2 separate regions of the Homo sapiens genome follow, and region 2 is linked to region 1. Evidence: chromatin loops called from intact Hi-C (ENCODE). Cell type or tissue: Panc1. All regions are shown on one strand. Links, peaks and the distances in the headings refer to the core of each region. The heading gives the core; the rest is flanking DNA.

Evidence for each region. A loop is a pair of places that touch in the nucleus more often than their neighbours do. Peaks named below come from ENCODE experiments on the same cell type or tissue, not always from the same donor. Only the 100,000 strongest peaks of a DNase experiment are listed, where the experiment ranks them.
Region 2: a loop joins it to region 1, with 7 times the contacts of the local background. A loop is called at or near these places in 3 of 110 quality-filtered maps.

What each region holds. Positions count from the first base shown.
Region 1 is chr4:176,373,456-176,382,903 of GRCh38, forward strand. It overlaps a transcript of LOC124900817 not described here. Among named protein-coding and RNA genes, the nearest start is that of SPCS3-AS1, 58 kb to the left of the region's middle. RefSeq lists an enhancer at 4,448-4,587. In Panc1, for the core only: CTCF peaks have their summits at 2,750 (motif pointing right), 2,957, 4,460 (motif pointing right) and 4,667; DNase peaks (open chromatin) are centred at 2,672 and 4,453; H3K4me3 peaks cover 630 bases; H3K27ac peaks cover 262 bases.
Region 2 is chr4:176,758,280-176,767,727 of GRCh38, forward strand. All of the region lies in intron 1 of VEGFC (vascular endothelial growth factor C), which reads right to left. Among named protein-coding and RNA genes, the nearest start is that of VEGFC, 30 kb to the right of the region's middle. In Panc1, for the core only: no CTCF peak of the experiment used is centred there; no DNase peak of the experiment used is centred there; H3K4me3 peaks cover 244 bases; H3K27ac peaks cover 1,608 bases.

The sequences.
Region 1 (9,448 bases), core at 1,004-9,003:
TTGAAAGCCTTTCCTCTAACAACTGGGACAAGACAAGGATGCCCACTTTAACCATTCTTATTCAGCATAGTACTGGAAGTCCTCACCAGAGCAATCAGACAAGAGAAGAAAAATAAAAGGCATCCAAATTGGAAAAGAGAAATTCAAATTATGTCTGTTCATGGATGATATGATCTTATATCTAGAAAACTATTCCACCAAAACACTTAGATTTGATAAGCAAATTTAGTAAAGTTTTAGGATACAAAATTAATGTACAGAAATTAGTAGCATTACTATACATCCATAATAATCTAGCTGAGGCCCCAATCAAGAATTCAATCCCATTTACAATACCAAAAAAATACATAGGAATATATTTAACCACGGAGGTGAATAATTTATGTAAAGAGAACTACAAAACACAGGGGAAAGAAATCATAGATGATACAACCAAAGGGAAACACATCCCATGCTCATGGGTTGGAAGAATCAGTATTGGTAAAATGACCATATTGCCCAAAGCAACCTATAGATTCAGTGCAATCCCTATCAAATTAGGAACACCATTTTTCACAGAATTAGAAAAATGAATCATAACATTTATATGGAATCAAAAAAGAGCTCAAATAACTAAAGCAATCCTAAGGAAACAGAACAAAGGCTTAGGCATCACATTGCCTGACTTCAAACTATGCTATAATGCTATAGTAACCAAAACAGCATGGTACTGATATGAAAATAAACACACAGATCAATGGAACAGAAGAGTTCAGAAATAAAGCTGTATACTTAAAACCAACTGATATTTGACAAAGTCTGCAAAAATATACACTGGGGAAATGACATCCTATTCCATAAATGGTGCTGGGAACATTGGATAGCCATATGTAGATGGATGAAACTGGACTCATACCTCTCACCAAATACAGCAATTAACTCAAAATGGATTAGACTTAAATGTAAGAACCAAAACCATAAAAACTCTGGAAGAAAACTTGGAAAAAACTCTTCTGGACATTGGCCTAGATACATAATTTATGACCAAGTCCTCAAAAGCAAATGCAAAAAAAAAACCAAAAATAAATAAAGAGGACTTAATTAAACTAAAAAGCTTCAGCACAGCAAAAGGAGCAATCAACAGAGTAAACAGATATCCTACAGAAAGGGGGAAAATATTTGCAAAGTCTGCATCTGAAAAAGACTAAGTTGCAGATTCTATAAGAAACTCAAACAAATTAACAAGAAAAACAACCCCACTAAAAAGTGTCAAAGGACATGAACAGAAATTTTTTTTTTTAATTTAAGAAAACTTTTAGAAATTTTTCAAAAAAAGACACACAAGCAGACAACAAACATATTATAAAATTATCAACATTACTGATCATCAGAGAAATGCAAATTTAAACCACAATGAGATATCATCTTACCTTAGTTAGAATGGCTGTTATTAAAAAGTCAAAAACTAGCAGATGTTGGCATGGATGAGGAGAAAAGGGAACACTTAAATGCTCTTGGTCGGTATGTAAATTAGTACAAACCCTATGGAAAACAGTATGGAGAGCTCTCAAAGAACTAAAAAAGAGCTATCATTCAGTCCAGCAATCCTTCTTCTAGGTTTCTACCTAAAGGAAAATAAATCACTGTATTTAAAAAAACAGCTATACTCATATGTTTATCACAGCACTACTCTCAATATTAAAGACATGAAATCAACCTAAGTCTCAATCAATGGAGGAATGGATGAAGAAAATGTGGTATATATACACCATGGAATACTACTTAGCCAAAAAAAAGAAAGAAACTATGTCTTTTGCAGCAGTATGGATAGTTGGAACTGGAGGCCACTATCCTAAGGGAAATAACTGAGAAACAGAGAGTAAAAAGTTGCATGTTTTCACTTATAAGTGGGAGCTAAACAATGGGTACACATAAACATACAGATGAGTATAACAGGCACTGGGGACTCCAAACATGGGGAGGGGTCAGGGAGTAAGAGTTGAAAAATTACCTATTGGGTACAATGTTCACTGTTTGGGTGATGGTACACTAAGAGCCCAGACTTCACCACAGGGCAATATATGCATGTAAGATACTTGCACCTGTATTTCCTAAATATAAATAAAATTATGTAAAGTACATGATGCTTTATAATGATAATAAACAACTGTCTTACTGGTTTATGTATTTACAAAGCAAAAAGAATTTCAAAAGGGCTTGCTTTAAGGAAGTTAAATCACTGAATAAACTCTCTGCTTTTCCTTAAAATTATATATATATAAAATATATTGTAATATATATAATATATAATTATATATATACCTCTGATGGATATACATGCAAAAATCCTCAAAAAATACTAGGAAATTGCATCCAAAAGCACAATCAATATACATAAATGTCATATATAATAGATAATGTCTTATATATATAAAATGTCTTACACATGTTTATGTAAAAGCACGTGTATATATATATATATATATATATATATAAATGTCTTGTATGAGAGATTGGTTGTCAAGAATAAGCCCATGATTAGATACTTTATATTTATATTTTTATAATCAGTCAGATTGTTTAGTATATTCCATAAGCATGTTACCTAATAAAACAAATAATGTTTTTGTTACAAGAAAATACTTATTTCAAAGAGGTTCTCATCAGTCCTTTGACCACTGGTTTAGTTATTGCAAGACAATGGGAAGAATAGCAGTTGTACTTGTGAAAAAACAAAAGTAGCATTATCTGCTGCATTTTTGGTTGATTTCCACTAGATGGTAGTATTGAATTCAAGATTCAACCTGCTATATATTTTAATGCAGAAATTTGATAAATTACAGAAGACATTTGTATTGTGTTACTTTTACCGTCTATGTTAACATTTGAAACCATATTCAGACTATGTTTATGCATGTTGGAATTTTTTTAAAAAATACAACTTCTGGAAATTTGAAAACTTCTTAAGAAGCTGGTGCAATATTAGATATATTGTATTGTAATTCATAGAAATAATCTTTTATTATGAAACTTTTTAAAATAATTTTTGCATGTGTTTTAAATTCTGATCATAGTCATTTTCTTTTTCAGGCAAAATGTAGATTTCGTTTTTAGTCTGTGGAAAGAGTAAGAGAAAAATAACATGAAAATATATTTTTTTTCAAATGTTTCTGTCAGGAAAGATAGGCTCTTGGCAGGTGTGTTTGTGTGTAAAAATAGACTATCTTCGAGTACATATTTTCACTTCAATTTCCATGAGGCATTATAAACAAAGACAAAAATTAAAAAAAAAAACACTTTTGCAATTAATGAATGATGAGTACAATATGTAGCTAATTGCCCTGATTATGTTAGTGTGTTATTGCAGAATAATAATGAACTGAATGAACCTGTTTTCCTTTGCTGTATTCCTAACCAGATGCACCCCTGGAAGATACATTAGGAGTTATCTAGTCCATCTCCATCATTGTACTAATGAAGAAACTGAGGACTGTGACTGCTTTTTAAACTGTTCTAGAGAAAAAAAGGAAAGATGGGTTCCATTGACTCTGTTGAATACTCTCTTACTGATTTACAGATCTTTACCAAGTACTTGCTTGCAGAGAATATCCAAAAGCAGGACCAGATCATGATACTCTTCAGGACAGTCCCTAATAGTTTTCACTAGAAAGGTATACAGTTAAAAAGTAGCGTAAAATGGTATTGACACTGGAAAATACAAAAGTACCTTGAATTAAATTGTATGGTGAAAAGCACCAACCGTGGAATCAGGTAGAATTAAGTAATGAATTTCAGCTCTGTCACTTACAATCTGTGTAACGTTGGGCACATTTCTGCACCTCTCTGCCATTAAATCTTCTCATTTACAAAATGGAGTTAAAAATACCTACCACGTGAAATTATAGGATATCCTAAATGGAATAACTTAGTAAGCTCTCAAGAAATCGTTCTCCCCTTGCCTCATTAAGAAATCATTTTTAAAATGGGAACTACGTTAAAGCCCAATTTAAGGCATAGATCAGCAATGTTTGATGGCATGGATCTGTCTATTTTGGGGCTAAATTGTGTTCTGACCCTCCAAATGATCAATTCTAATTAATTCCTTGGTTGTAGATTTGTAAAGCCCGTTTAGTTGATTGCACAGACGTGGCCAGAGTCAAGGTACAGGAACCCACAGACTATAGAAATCAACGATAACATGTAGAAAAATCACAGGCAACAGAAATGCACTATTTTTAGAGATTGTATAACTGCTCTAGGGTGAAGCTATCTTGATTGGACTCAGCATAGTGCAACAGAACAGAATTACACAAGATGCCCCTTTCCATTACACCCCATTATTCCTCTGTTTTTGAGGATTTATGCTAACATTGTTCTGTTACAGATTGTAAACATTGATGTATTCTGAAACTGTTAACTGTAAGCATTTATGCTTGCATTGTTTTCTGTTCATTTCTCTTGTATTCCAGCAGATGTCAGTCATTCTCTTTAAATAATCTCCATTTATTCTCACCTGCCTATGACCAGCTGAAGGGAAATCACCTTTAGTTATGTCAAAGTGACATGTTTGTTGAACTGTAACAATAATAATGCTCCCTATTAACCTATCAGGGACTTGAGCCATTTTGCATTCAAACAATGATGAATTTTTATTTTCTTATTTAATTATTTAAAAAATCTCCATCTCAGTTTCCAAAATGTGTAACTAGAAAATAAATGAGAAGCCAGAGAAGACATGCAGAGAATTTAAATTTGCACTTGTGGTAAAATAATCTGCACTTGCGTAGGAGAAGACAAATCACTCCTTGATGTCAATGTACGGTTATGATTTTACTCATACTTTAGAATTTTAAAATGTCATGTAGTGTGATATATATTCATGCAGATGTGGGTGAAACAATGTGCTTTTTAATCATTCCTGCTACAATCACAAACAATCATTATGTCTAGCCATTGATCCTAGCACAGGGCTTGTCAGGTAAGGGCAGATTTTATAAAACCTGGGTAAAACAAGCTTAATTTGCGTAAATTGAGTTTTTTTCTAAAAGTGAGAGGGTACCTTTTTAAAGAAAATGTAGTAAATGCAAAAGTCAATGAATCCTTGGATGTTTCTCAAACTATCTTTGTGTTTTAAATCTACTTTCTCATTTTAATAGGAATTAATCATTTATCCTCAAGGAATATTTTCCTTAAAAGGGAAGAATATTACCAGTTTTTCTCAACAAATCTCGAATTCATTGTGGGGAAACTGATGATGTCTCTTCATTTGTTTTGTGATTCTTGTATTTTAAATCAGTTCATTGAAACAGCCTGGCTGAGTGCTGTATTTAAGTATAGAAATTTCTGCTCATATCTGGTGGCTCTTGCTGAAGGAGGGACATAGAGCTAGAATGCTTGTCAGGGATCCCACCTTAACCTGCTCCTGCCCCTTAGATAGATCCTCATTGTCTACAGGCCATTTGCAACCAGGCGAAATAAAAATTACCATGTTTCTCTTTATTTTATTTATTGAAGATTTTTGACTTTGTATATAATTTACATAGCTTTTAAATACAAAAGCTAGTTTTAAGGAATGTATATTAAACAGTGGTTATTTGCCAGGACAAAAGATACCATACTAGAGAAAAGCTAGGAAAAGAAGAAACATAGTTTCATACTAAACAACTATTTAATAATTTTAAGAAAAACAGTACAGTTTAATATTTGAGAAGGGAAATATGCTATCATTCTGAAAATCTTGTATGCAGAAAACTCTTAGTTTTCTAACCTAATGGTAGTTTCTATACTAGATTTAAAACTTTTTGTACTAGGCCTTTTCCTCAAAAACTTCTGTAAAACCTTAAATGTTTTATTATCAATGCATATATAGGAATGCATATATAGGAATTTACAAAGTAAAAGAAGAGAGCAATACTCATGTCTGTCATTGATTCACACATTGTCCCCTTTAGATGTGACTGAGAGGGTGGTGGCTCACGCCTGTAATCCCAACACTTTGGGAGGCTGAGGCAGGTGGATCACCTGAGGTCAGGAGTTCCAGACCAGCCTGGCCAACATGGCAAAACCCCTTCTCTACTAAAAATACAAAAAATAGCCAGGCATTGTGGCAGACGCCTGTAATCCCAGCTACTTGGGAGGCTGAGGCAGGAGAATCGCTTGAACCTGGGAGGCAGAAGTTGCAGTGAGTGGAGATCATGCCACTGCACTCCAGCCTGGGCAACAGAGCAAGACTCCATCTCAAAAAAAAAAAAAAAAAGAAGAAGTGACTGAGTACTCAGTTATCCAGCTTTTAGGGCAAAGTGATCAAATGATAACAGAAAGGAAGAGGCAAGAGAAGGATTTTACAAATACAAATAGTAATGATGGTCCAGGGACATGATGGAAATCGCAGGATGAAGCAGAGAAGGGAGCTCTGTGTGTTCCCTGGGTGGAGATTGTACTAATGAGCTGCTCACATTTGAGAAACACAGATTGATGAGCTTCTCTGGCAATTGTTATGCAGCAATATTCCCATAAGAAGTCACAGTAGTTATCACAGTATCAGAGCACCGTAAAATAAACACATTGCTTTTTCCATGAACTTGAATATTTAATGTTAGAGATGAGTACAATGGAGGCAAATAAATCCTCTCCTCATTTCCTCACATCCCTACTTTTAAAGATTGTCAGGTATTCAATCTCTATCATAGTTGTTTGAGACTTTAGGTCCCTATAGTTTATCATTTTCCAGTAATGTTTTTGAAATGCAATAATTTAAAGATCTCTCGACTCTTGGATTTACATTACAAATGCTGGTGATACAAAAATTTCATTTAAATTAGTCTAGACCATGAAGTATGGACTTTTAGCATATTATATTGTAAATTTGAAATTGAAACACTGTCATGATCTTTTTTTAAAGAATTTAAAACTAGTATTTAAATATTATAAGTTTTTCTCTGAGAAATGTTTTACAATTGTAGTTTATAGTTCTGAGGACTGAGAGTGTAGGAGATTTGCTTAAAACAAGAATGGAGATCAGAGCTAGGGTGTCTACTATATTCAACATTTTTCAAAATTCGCTCTGCCACCTGTCAAGAGCTGAGCTGAGCTGGAGAGAGCTGAGACGCCCGTGGTGGAGTGGTCAATTAAGACAACAAGCCAAAGTGAAAGTAACAGCCAATCCTTTAATGACTTTCTAAGGTAGTAGAATAGGCAAGAGGAAAAAGCTTAACCATTTTAATGTTCCTTTTTTCTCCACAGAAGGGCACTGGGTGAAGGTCCAATGTATCAGTGCACACGGGGGAGTGGGGCGGGGAATTATCTCACCACCTACGTACGGGAGCCCGAACAAAAGGCTCTGGCCATTTTATGGACCCAGGGGTGGGGATGGGGGTGAGCTGGAGAGGGGAGGACTAGGTGTGGGAAACAGTGAATATTGAGTCAGAGAGAAAAAAGAGGCTTCAAGTGTCCTCCCCAGTGAGGAGGCCTCCGCAGAATGACCCGATGAAGAGACCTCCTCTCTCTGAATGCAGGGAGGGCTAGAGATGCAGATATGCATAAGCGCATGGTGCTGAGGATGGAGTGACTGAGCCCTTGACTGCAGCTCCCTTCAGAGACTGCAGTTTACTGGCTGCACACAGTCTGGTGTGGGGAGGACAATTTTTCCCTGTGAAGCCTGCCAGGTAAATCCTTTGCAATTGTCTGTGGTAGGGTTTGAAAGATGATTATAGGTTTTTGGCTAGGAGCTGGACTCCTCACCACTGTCTCATTTCAGGCCTCCATCACCTCATTTTGGGATTATTAGAGGTGCTTTTATCCATTCTCTCCACTTCTCTGAAGTTTTTTTCCAGCATGATCCATCATGCTCTTGATTGCCAGATTGCTTGCTTCTAAATCACTAGATCACTAAATCACTGTATCGTTCCTCTACTTTGGAATCTAGTATGTATTATTTTTATACCAAACTCGAGCCACTCAGGTGAGCATGTAAGGCCTTTGTTTGATGGGCTTCAGTTTATTTATCCATATTTTACTACTTCTTACAAAGTTTTCTCAGATTTTCCTAAGCCAATGATGCTCAATCAAGCTTGTACAACCCAAGGCCCATGGCCACATGAGGCCCAGGGTGGCTTTGAATGTGGCTCAACACAAATTTGTAAACTTTCTTAAAACATTATGAGATTTTTTTGCCGTTTTGTTTTTTAGATCATCAGCTATCGTTAGTGTATTTTATGTTGGCCCAAGACAATTTTTCTTCTTCCAGTGTAGAATACAGAAACCAAAAGATTGGACCCCCGTGCTCTATATCTTTTGTACATGACAGTTCCTTCTCAGCTCCAGCCTTTCATACTGTTCTTAGAACATCTTTGACTGTCAACTCCACCTATCAAGCTATTCTTTTTCTTTTCAAACTCAGCTAAAGATATCGTCTCTGTGCAGCCACTGCCCTGCCCCTCACACTGATTCTTTTTGCTGTTGTTCTTGCTGGTTCATGAATTCTTCAGCCGCTATTTCATTGCTTTTGTCTGTCACACTACTAAAATATAAATACTTGTTCAACAAACAACTTCGAATTATTCTCTAGTTATTTATTTTTTCTTAAAAAAAGGGTTCAATTGTATCCCCATCTAATTTTTAGGTATTAATCCTTCTTCATCAGGTATTATATTCTGCACTTCCTAGGTGGCAGGCAGAATACTTGGTATTTTCATTTATGTCATATAATTTAATTTTCACAAAGGCTCGTGAGTCATGCAATATTTATCATGAGGTATACAAGATAAAAATGAATCTCAGAAAGTTGGAGTAATTTTGTCATGCATAAAAGACCAGTATACTGGCAGTTGTGAGATCTTTCTTGCGCCAATGTCCATGCTTATTTTCTTCTACAAGATGCTGCCATTATACTGGAAACACAATAGTGACAGGGTCAATGAATGAGACTCAATGCTAGTTTATGTTTATATGTTCTCTACCTCAAGAAAAAGTGTATCTATTCAGCATCATTAGTAAAGTTATTAACTCTAAGTTTTTGTTGTTAAAAAAAATTGATTCTGGACGAAGGTGTTATTAGCATTAAAGGCAGGGAGTCAGAGACACAGGCCTTTTATTTGGAATCTTGAGATTTCATCTAAGAAATCTTGCCCTTTTGATGTGACCTGGTTGAGATGCCACAACCCTTGAGTGTTGGCCTCCTCATTTGGCAGATGAGATTATCAGATTGCTGATTTCTGAAGTCCATGTTGGCAATAGTGGGGGTTGGATTCTATGCCTTTTTTTAATTACTGCACTCCGAGTTTGTTTTCTACAATGTACTCAGTTCTTCCTCCCCAATATAAACTGTATATAGCTACTTCCCATCATGATGTCCTCCTTCTGTTAGAGACAACTAGAATATGACACTTTTTCTCTGTTTTCCATCATATGGTTTAAAGTGCCATGTCTTTGCCTCTGAATTTGTTTTAAAAGGAGACATTACAGTATTAGT
Region 2 (9,448 bases), core at 909-8,908, 380 kb after region 1:
AAGTTAATTGCCTCAGTTTTTCTTAATAAAGTTTATTCATAATCATTGTGAGGTTTGCCACACTTCAGTCACCTCACCGATCTACCAAATGAATATCTAGAAGTTTAATTTCTTTCCCAGTAGTAAATTCATATTTAGATGAACAAGTACCAAGCATCAATCATACCAGACACTTCCCAGAGCTAGGACATGCACATTTTTTAATCTTGGCAGCTGGTGCTAGAAAACCTCCGTCTTACTGACTAGAACTGAATTAAATGTGGTTATCAATCTCGATTGTTGTCAGGGAGGATGTAAGGTACATTAATAAGTAGCTTCCCAAATCGACAGCTTTCTGACTTGCTGCATTTCTTGCTCTGAGTAACCTATCTCCAGAAAGTGGGCTCCTCTTCTAACCCTAGTGATTACTTTAGTTTGTGTCCTGTATGCAAAGTCTGATACTTTTCCATGATGTCTACCTCTGGCCCCACATTGCATTCAAATACCAGTCGTCATTTACATCCATGCTGTCAATGCTTTTTCTCCTCAGATGCCCAGGTTCTAGCCCTTTCCTGTACTCATACCATCACATGGCCATTGTAAACAACAAAACCCTGGTTTCTTTCATGTTATTTAGCTTCCAGTGGCATTTGCTCAGCTGTATCCTTGGCATTGCAAGCTCATCCCACTGCCATCCAGGGCCAGTGATAGCAGCCACGATTACTCATCTAAAAGTTCATTGTTAGCAAATTATATTTTAAATGCCCTAAGAGAGTTTCCCATTGAAAAGACTGAGACTTTCTGAAAAGCTAAGAAACTAAAATAATACCTTACTGAAGTAAAAACTCAAAAACTATACTTTTTATTGAACTTTGGAACTGTCAGGATAAATTTTCTTTTCTTCAACTTATGTTTAGAAATTAAATGTAATAGACTACCCTTTGGAAAGACTTCTTAGACCTGCCAATTTGGGGGTTGAGCCCATATATTTGGGACAGTGGGGGGAAAAAAGGTACTTTGTTCAACCATAAAAAAGAAGGAAATCCGGCCATTTGCAAAAAGATGAATAAAACTAAAGGGCATTATGCTTAGCAATATAAGCCAGGCACAAAAAGACAAATATGCATGATCACGCTTAAATGTAGAAATTTAAAAAAATCAAATGATAGAAGCAGAGAGTAGAATGGTGGATACCAGGGGCTCGGGGACTGGTGGGGTGGTCAACGGGGAGATGTTGTGTACAGGGTACAGTTTCAATTAGACAGAAGGGATAATTTCTGAAGATGTAATATACTCATGGTGACTATGGTAAATAATAATAGAGTAGATTTCAAACATTCTCATCACAAAAAATGATAAGTATGTGAGATGATAATGTGCTAATCAGTTTGATTTAATCATTCCACAATGTACTTCAATCAAAACGTCACAGTGTACACCATGCATATAGCCGAGTTTTCATTTCTCATTTTTAAAAAGTAAAAAAAAATAAAATAATTTAAGTCTTCTATCTCCAAATACATCACTAGAACAAGACATGCTTTTTGGAGAGGAGAGATGCAGCAATTGGTTTATATCGCATTTGCCAGTGAAATAAATTTAATTATTGGGACTGTTTGAATAAAATATATTAAAATATTTTTAAAAATTTAAAATGTTAACATGGTATCATTGACGAAGGCATAGCTTCCAAATTTAGAGAAAATATGTAAAGAAATAAGTGTTTTTACACAGAAAAAATTAAAAATAGTTAATAACAAGGAGGACATAAAACAAATAAGTCGAAATGAGGTAATGCAGTTTTAAAATCATATTCTTGAGGGATAGATCAGGAGATGAAAAATAGCGTATTTTAAGAGATATTTTTAAAGCAGGCTATGAAATAATAGGTTTTATTTTCTCTGAATATAGCTTTGGAAAATATAGAGCAAAGAATGGTAAGTTTTAATGGTGATAGTACAGATATATATTTTAAGATATTTATGCTTTTTAGAAATTACCTACAAAGATCTTAAAGTTCTTCTGTAACTTGAAAAACAATTCAAAATATAGGCCATTTTTAATTGAATTTTATGCATAGGTTTCAATTAAGATATTAGGCAATAGGCTTTTCCCTAATAGCTGCTCCCAAAGAAAAAAGAATTTCTCTAGGCAAAGCCATCTTTTAGCGGTTGGTAGATTTAATCTGACTCAAGCCTCGCTAAAATATCTTCCAATGTTTTTAGGTTATACTGTCTATATATTCTTAATAAATATTTATCAGCCCTGTAACTGAAGTTTCCCCAGAGTAGTAGGTAAGAAAGAAATGTGATGAGAATTCCACTCCACAGCAAGCTTTTTCTCTTTCCTTTTCTTATCCAACACTCCCCCTCACATATCTATGCCAGAATTTTTTCATACGAGCTAAAGCTGTTCTCTAAAACACAGAATGAAAGACTTAGCCCTTTCTCTAGCCAATTTTTCCCATGCATGTGATATTGCCAAAGTCATATTTATTCCCCTCAAATACTCCATTCATTAATAATATGCTGACTCCAAAACAATGAATTTTTTTTAAAGAACCGAAGAAATGCGATATTGAGGGAGCTTCAAATGGCACTGATCTTAGCTGGATGTATTCTAAGCTTATCATCACTCACTCGTGGTACTAGCAATGATTGTTTCGCACATGGCAAAATCATACATAGGTAGGAAAAAGAAGTTTATGATACTGCAAGTCTGGCCCAATGGGCAAAGTTCAAAGATCCCATGAATTTGAAGTGATTTCCTCCACTTCAGAAGTGGAAGGGGAAAACGTTCTGTATTTTCTTGTGATTGATTTAATAAAAGCAAGTGAATATTTAAAAAAGTATATGATTATAGATCCTATACAAAATTGTCCTAAAATTGTGAGAAAATTAAATTATACAATTGATGTACTCATATATTTACCTTTACTTGCAATACCTTTTCTCTCAAGTACATTGAGATAATATTCAGTGTAAGTATCAGTGAGAACTTATTTAAGTCCTCAGCGAACATTCTAATATAAATATCCTTAGCCTAGGATCATAAGTATAAAAATATTGTGAATATAAAATCATAATATTCAAACTGGTTCATAACTATATGCCCATGCAAGTTTTCTGAGGAGTAAATAATGAGTTTTATAGATGCTCCCTAAATAAAGAAACAAGGAAACTATGTCACAGTTTTATTAAGATTACAGGAATTTGGAATGTTGAATACTACATTAAGGACAATAGTGAATGAATAAATCAGCAAATACATGATTTTTAAAGGTGCTCCCTAAATAAACAAGGAAAACAATGTCGCAGTTTTATTAAGATTACAGTAATTTGTAATGTTGAATACTGCATTAAGGACAACAGTGAACGAATGTGTGTGGGCCCACGTGTATGTGTCTTCTGTCTCTGATTGTCAGCCAGTTTCCCTACATTATACATGTGCCTATGTAACCTTGGAAAAATAAACATATACTTAACACTTTTGTTAACTTTATTATTATAGGACACAGAAATAATAAAAAGGAAGTGCTTTCAGGCAGATGGAAGGGATCAGAGAAGAGACGAAGGCATGGAATACAAAATGAAACAGCAGAGAGTGCTAGAATTCAGAGTTGGAAGAAGCCATCAGCCTGGAAGAAAATCTGGCCCAAGACAGAGAAAGGTAAGAAAGCAATTAAGAGTAAGCTCAGATGTCTCTGACGTATCAGTTTTCTTTAGAATGCATTTATTCTGTGCCAGCGAAGCTCAGGGAAGAGGTGGAAATCTGTTTCACCCCATACCTATGACTGAAGAGGCTCTGCCTGCACAGCGGATACTATGGTAGCTGATGTCAGATGTAGGCTCAGAACATGAGGCCTGAAACTCACCAGGTCTTAGGGACAGTTCTAAAATTTCTTATAAAAACTGAATCAGTTATTTCTTGGTATAGTTTGAATGTCCCCTCCAAAACTCATGTTGAATTCTAATTGCCAATGTAAGAATATGGGGGGAGGTGGGGCCTTTAAGAGGTGATTAGGTCATGAAGCCTTTGCCCAGATTGGTGGGTTTAATGCCTTTACAAAAGGGCTTTCATGTATCATGGGTTCTATCTCTTTGCTCTTCTGTCCGTCTGCCATGTGAGGAGCAACATTCCTCCCCTCCAGAGGACGCAGCCTTCAAAGCGCCACCTTAGAAGCAGAGACGGGGCCCTCACCAGGCTCCTGACCTGCCAGCAACTTGATCTTGAACGTTTCAATCTCTAGAACTGTGAAAACTAGATTTCTATTTTTCATCATGTACCCAGTTTTAGGTATTCTGTCACAGCAGCACAAATCAGACTTAAGACATTTCTGTTTCTAACAGTTCGGTAGAAGACTCTTTCTGAAAAAGTGCATCTATCTATTTATCTACATACATGCACACATATGTACTTCCATATGTTTAAACATATGTGTGTCTGCATATAAAGATCTATTAAGAAGGTAAAGTATTCCTAGGGGTGCAAAAATAAAGTGAAATAATTCAGAGAGTATTCAACACTAAGTCATATTCACCCTGGAACAGTTGCTCCAGCTGGTGAACCTGGGCTTTGAACTTGACAGTTTAACAGGCAACAGAGCCCAGAGCTCTCTTAAAGAGTCTAATAGTAGTTCCCTAAGTTAAGCTAGAACAAATCTATAGTGTCCTCTCAATATAAGGGCAAACTAGAAAAATAACTCTGATCTACAGAAGGAGACTGCAAGGAAATTTGCCTGTCTCAACATTTGCTCTGGGTAAAAGGAAGAAAGAAATCTCCTCCTTGGGATATAATCAGGAGAAAGCTCTCATCCTAGTTGTGGTCTGAAGTAACACTATCTGTGTGGTTCGAGCAGACTTAAGCCAAAAATACCTTTGAAAGTGGTCTCTATTTATAGTGTCCACAGGTGCGGAGCACAAGCAAACAAAAAGCTGCTCTAGAGAAATTCATCTTCAACTAATTCCCAAATACAATTCCAAGGAAAAAGGACCAAAAGTGAAAGATCAAAAAGCACGCCATTTCTATTAATAATAAATGCATATTTGGGAGATATTATACAACATAATCTCACCACATTGAAAATAAGAGAAAATGAAAAAAAACTATAGTTAACATGAATGAATCACAGAGATGATATTAAGATAAAGCAAGTTATAATAATGCAAGTTGCAAAGAGGTGCATAGAACATCATTCCAATTACATAAATTTCAAAAGCAAAAACTCAATGAAATATTTATAAGGAATACATATACATAAAACTCAATGGGACTGGTAGTATTTTATTTTTAACTTGAGTAGCGGTACACTGGCATTCATTTATTGTTATAGATCTTAAGTATATGTTATATTCTTTCACGTAATCAATATTTAATAGAAATATCTTCAAATAATTTGGTTCATATTAACCCACTGGAAGTAAAGTAAATATTATTACTACTTTCAGAAATGCATGATTTAACCTTACAGGTTCCATAAGGTTTCTGTATCATTTGAGACATATTTACTAAATTTACTATGTGATGGTTATTGTAATCAGTACTTTAGGTGAATATTTTCCAATTAATCCTCCTAAGAGTCCTCTAAAAAAAGGTCTTTTTTTTTCTGATTACAGGTGATAAAACTAAGTTTTCAATGGAACGGTATCTCAAACATAGTAAGAGGAATTTAAACCAAAGGCCTATCCAAACAAAAATGTGTTCCCTTAGTCACTAAGCCATACTAACGGCACAATAATTATCAAGGTAGTTGACTTAGCAACTTCCACTTCTGACCATGATGGAATAGCTTGTGACAAAACAATGTTCCCACTGAGAACAACTAGAAAATATGAGATGAAACGAAAAGCAACAAACACCTATTTGAAGATATAACCATAGAGACAGCCAAGCTTTCAGTTGCCAAGATCCTGGGCAGAAACATAAAGTAAGAGAGGTGAGCAGACATTATGAGAGCAACATTTTCCCTTGGGTAATATAATATGATAGTCCTTGGATAGGTAAGAGGCTGAAAATCCAGGCAGAAAACAACAGAGTTAACAAAAGTGAGACTGCCAGCATTTTCACAGAGCTGGAGAGACAAAACATTAAAGTTTGGGCCTTTAAAGGCAGTCAGATTTGAGGGGCTAAGATCACGGACAGAGGGTACACAAAACAAGAGAGAAATGAGGTTCCCTGATACTTAAGGTTTTCCTTTTGAGGCACTAAGTTTTCAAATTATCCATGGTAAGAAGCAAAGAAGCCAAGCAAATATCTTCTGAAAAGCACAAGAATGTATGCAACAGTCTCATAGTGCAGAGGTTACAAAAATTGAAGTTCAGAACCCACCAAAGAAAAAAAATCTCATAAATTCATAGGCTCTGAATGGGTATCCTGAAAGACAACTCCCAAGGAAAGTGGGTAGGCCATACCAGACTGATACACACAGGCTTCAGAAAAGCTTCTAGCCATGTCATATTCTAATGGAACTGGAGTGATCTGTCTGCCTTTTGGCTGATTACCAGAGGATACACTGAATCCTCTCTAGAAAGGCAAAACTGCATAGTCTAGACAGTTATAATTTTTAAATAAAACATCAAACATTCAATCAAAAGTTTTCAGCAAATAAGAAAAATATCCACAAATAAGACTAACAAAAAAATAGAAAAAATAGACAATAAAAATGAAACTTCAGTTGTGCTTGATATTAAAATAGGTATTGTATACTCAGGAAGCTGAACTGGGAGGATCTCTTGAGCCCAGAAATTCAAGACCACCTTCAGCAACATAGCAAGACTCTGCCTCAAAAAAAAGAAATAGGTATTGTTAAAGTACTACAACTAGTATGTTTGAGAAAACAGAAAGGAAGATGAAGAATTTGAGCAAAGAATAGAATTTATTTTACAAAACAGAAATTTGAGAACTGTAAAATGTAATAACTGAAAATAGGTCTCAATATATGGAATTAATAATATTAGAGCTAAAGAAAGGATTAGTGAACTGGAAGACAGATCAGTAGAAAACATCCAGAGAAAACTAGAAAAAAAAAAGCATAATAGACATAGATGATTGGAAAAGTGACATAGAGATATAGAGCAGATACTGCAAATGTTTAATATATATTTAACTGGAGGATAGAGACTATAAAGAAAAAGGCATATTTAAAGAAGTAGTTTTCTAGGATTTTCCAAGATAACAAAAAGCATCAAGCTGTAGATTCAAAAATTGCTATGATCATCAAACAGATTAAACACAAAGAAAGCTACATCTAAAATACTACACCATAATAGAACTACTGAAATCCAAAGACAGAATTTTTTTTTTTTTTTTTTTTTTTGAGGCAGAGTCTCGCTCTGTCGCCCAGGCTGGAGTGCAGTGGCGTGATCTCGGCTCACTGTAACCTCCGCCTCCTGGGTTCACGCCATTCTCCTGCCTCAGCCTCCCGAGTAGCTGGACTACAGGTGCCCGCCACCACACCCGGCTAATTTTTGTATTTTTAGTAGAGACGGGGTTTCACCGTGTTAGCCAGGATGGTCTCAATCTCCTGACCTCGTGATCCCCCTGCCTTGGCCTCCCAAAGTGCTGGGATTACAGGAGTGAGCCACCGTGCCCGGCCCCAAAGACAGAATTTTAAATGCTAACAGTGAAAATCATTTCTTGTTCAAAGAAGCAACAATAAGATTGATAGTGGATGTAATAAAAAACAGAGGGTAATATGGAAAAAAATCTTTAGAATATAGAAAATAAATGCCAACCTAGAATACTATACACAGAAAAAAAAAGACAATGAAATGCAAAAACAAATATCCTTTGCCATAGCTTCCAAAATGTCTCATACCTAGGTACCGAAAAGGAAGATATGCAAGGTCTCTACACAAAAAGAAAAACTTAAAAATGATTATATAATAGGATAAATGCTATAAGGCCAAAATAGAAAGCCCATTATTGCTAATATATCAGTTTTCCCCAAATCAATTTTTAGATTCAATGGAATCTCAATATCTATATTCAAGGTGATATTAAAGAACAAACTGTAGGTATTTCTGTCAAATATTAAGGTACAATGAAGCTGTGCATGGTGGCTCACAGCTATAATCCCAGCACTTTCAGAGGCTGATGCAGGAGGATCAATTGAACCCAGGAGTTCAAGGCCAGTCTGGGCAACATAGTGAAGCCTTATCTCTACAGAAGAACACAAAAATTAGCCAAGTGTAGTGGTGAGTACCTGTAGTCCCAGGTACTCAGGAGACTGAGGTGGGAGGACTGCTGGACCCTGAGAGATTGTGGCTGTGGTGAGCCATTATTGCACTATTGCACTTCAGCCTGTGTGACAGAATGACACTCTGTCTCAAAAAAAAAAAAAAAAACAAGGAAAAGAAAAGATACTATGGAACTTCAGAATTTCAGGCAGTGTGATACTAATGCCAGAGAGCATACAATCGTAAAACAGAGTCCAGAAAGAAACCGTATAGAGACATGATTTATTTACAAGGGTAATGCTACAGAGCAGCAGAGAAATATGCTAGGTTACCTAGTTATCCAAATTAAAAATAACTAGTCTTGATTTCTACCCTCCCCACTACACAAATATCAATTCCAGGTTGATCGTAAATATAAATCTGAAAGTGAAAAAGCAATAAAGCTTCTACAAGACTATTTTCATAACATTGGATAGACAAATGTTTCTTAAACAAGACATAAAAAATATTAATCATAGAGGAAAAACAAGAAAAAATCACCTTACATTAAAATTAAAGAAATCTGGCCAGTAAAAAAAAAGAAAGAAAGAAAGAAAAAAGACCAGTAAGAGATGGAAGAAGATATCTGCAATACACACAGCTTTAAAAAGCCTGGCAACCAAATCATGTAAAGGAATTGTAGAAATCTAAAAAAAAAAAAAAAAAAAAACAACCAAAAAGAAAAATGAACAAAACACTTAAACAGGCATTTTATAAAAGAGGATATCCAAATGGGCAACAAGCTTGTCAAAAGATGTCCAACTTCATCAGTTTCCATGAAAAGGCAAAATAAAACCACAATGGGATGCTATTACATCACCACCACAATAGCTAAAATAAAAAAGACTAACAATGCCAAGTATTTGGCTGGGATGTGAAGAAAAAATAGGTTGGATATTCATTCTCCTCACTCTCCCTCTGCCTCACCACATTTATGGTGCCTCACCATAGTGAGAGAAGTGTGTGCACTCTACAGTTAGAGCTTCTATTGACAGCCCCTCTCCTACAGTGCCCAGCAATTTCCAGGGCTGATAGCACTATTCGCTCACCTTGCCCCTGCAGGACTAGGGTAGTTAGGACTTCCCACTGTTGATAGTACCTGGATGCTTCATGTTCTTTTGTTCTTTTCTGTTTCCTTGACACTGTCCACACCTCTATAAAATGAACCAGTCGTTAAACTCTTTTAATTGAAACACTGCCAGGGCAATGACTACTATTACTTGATAGAGATTTTGGTTTTTACTTTTTGTGAA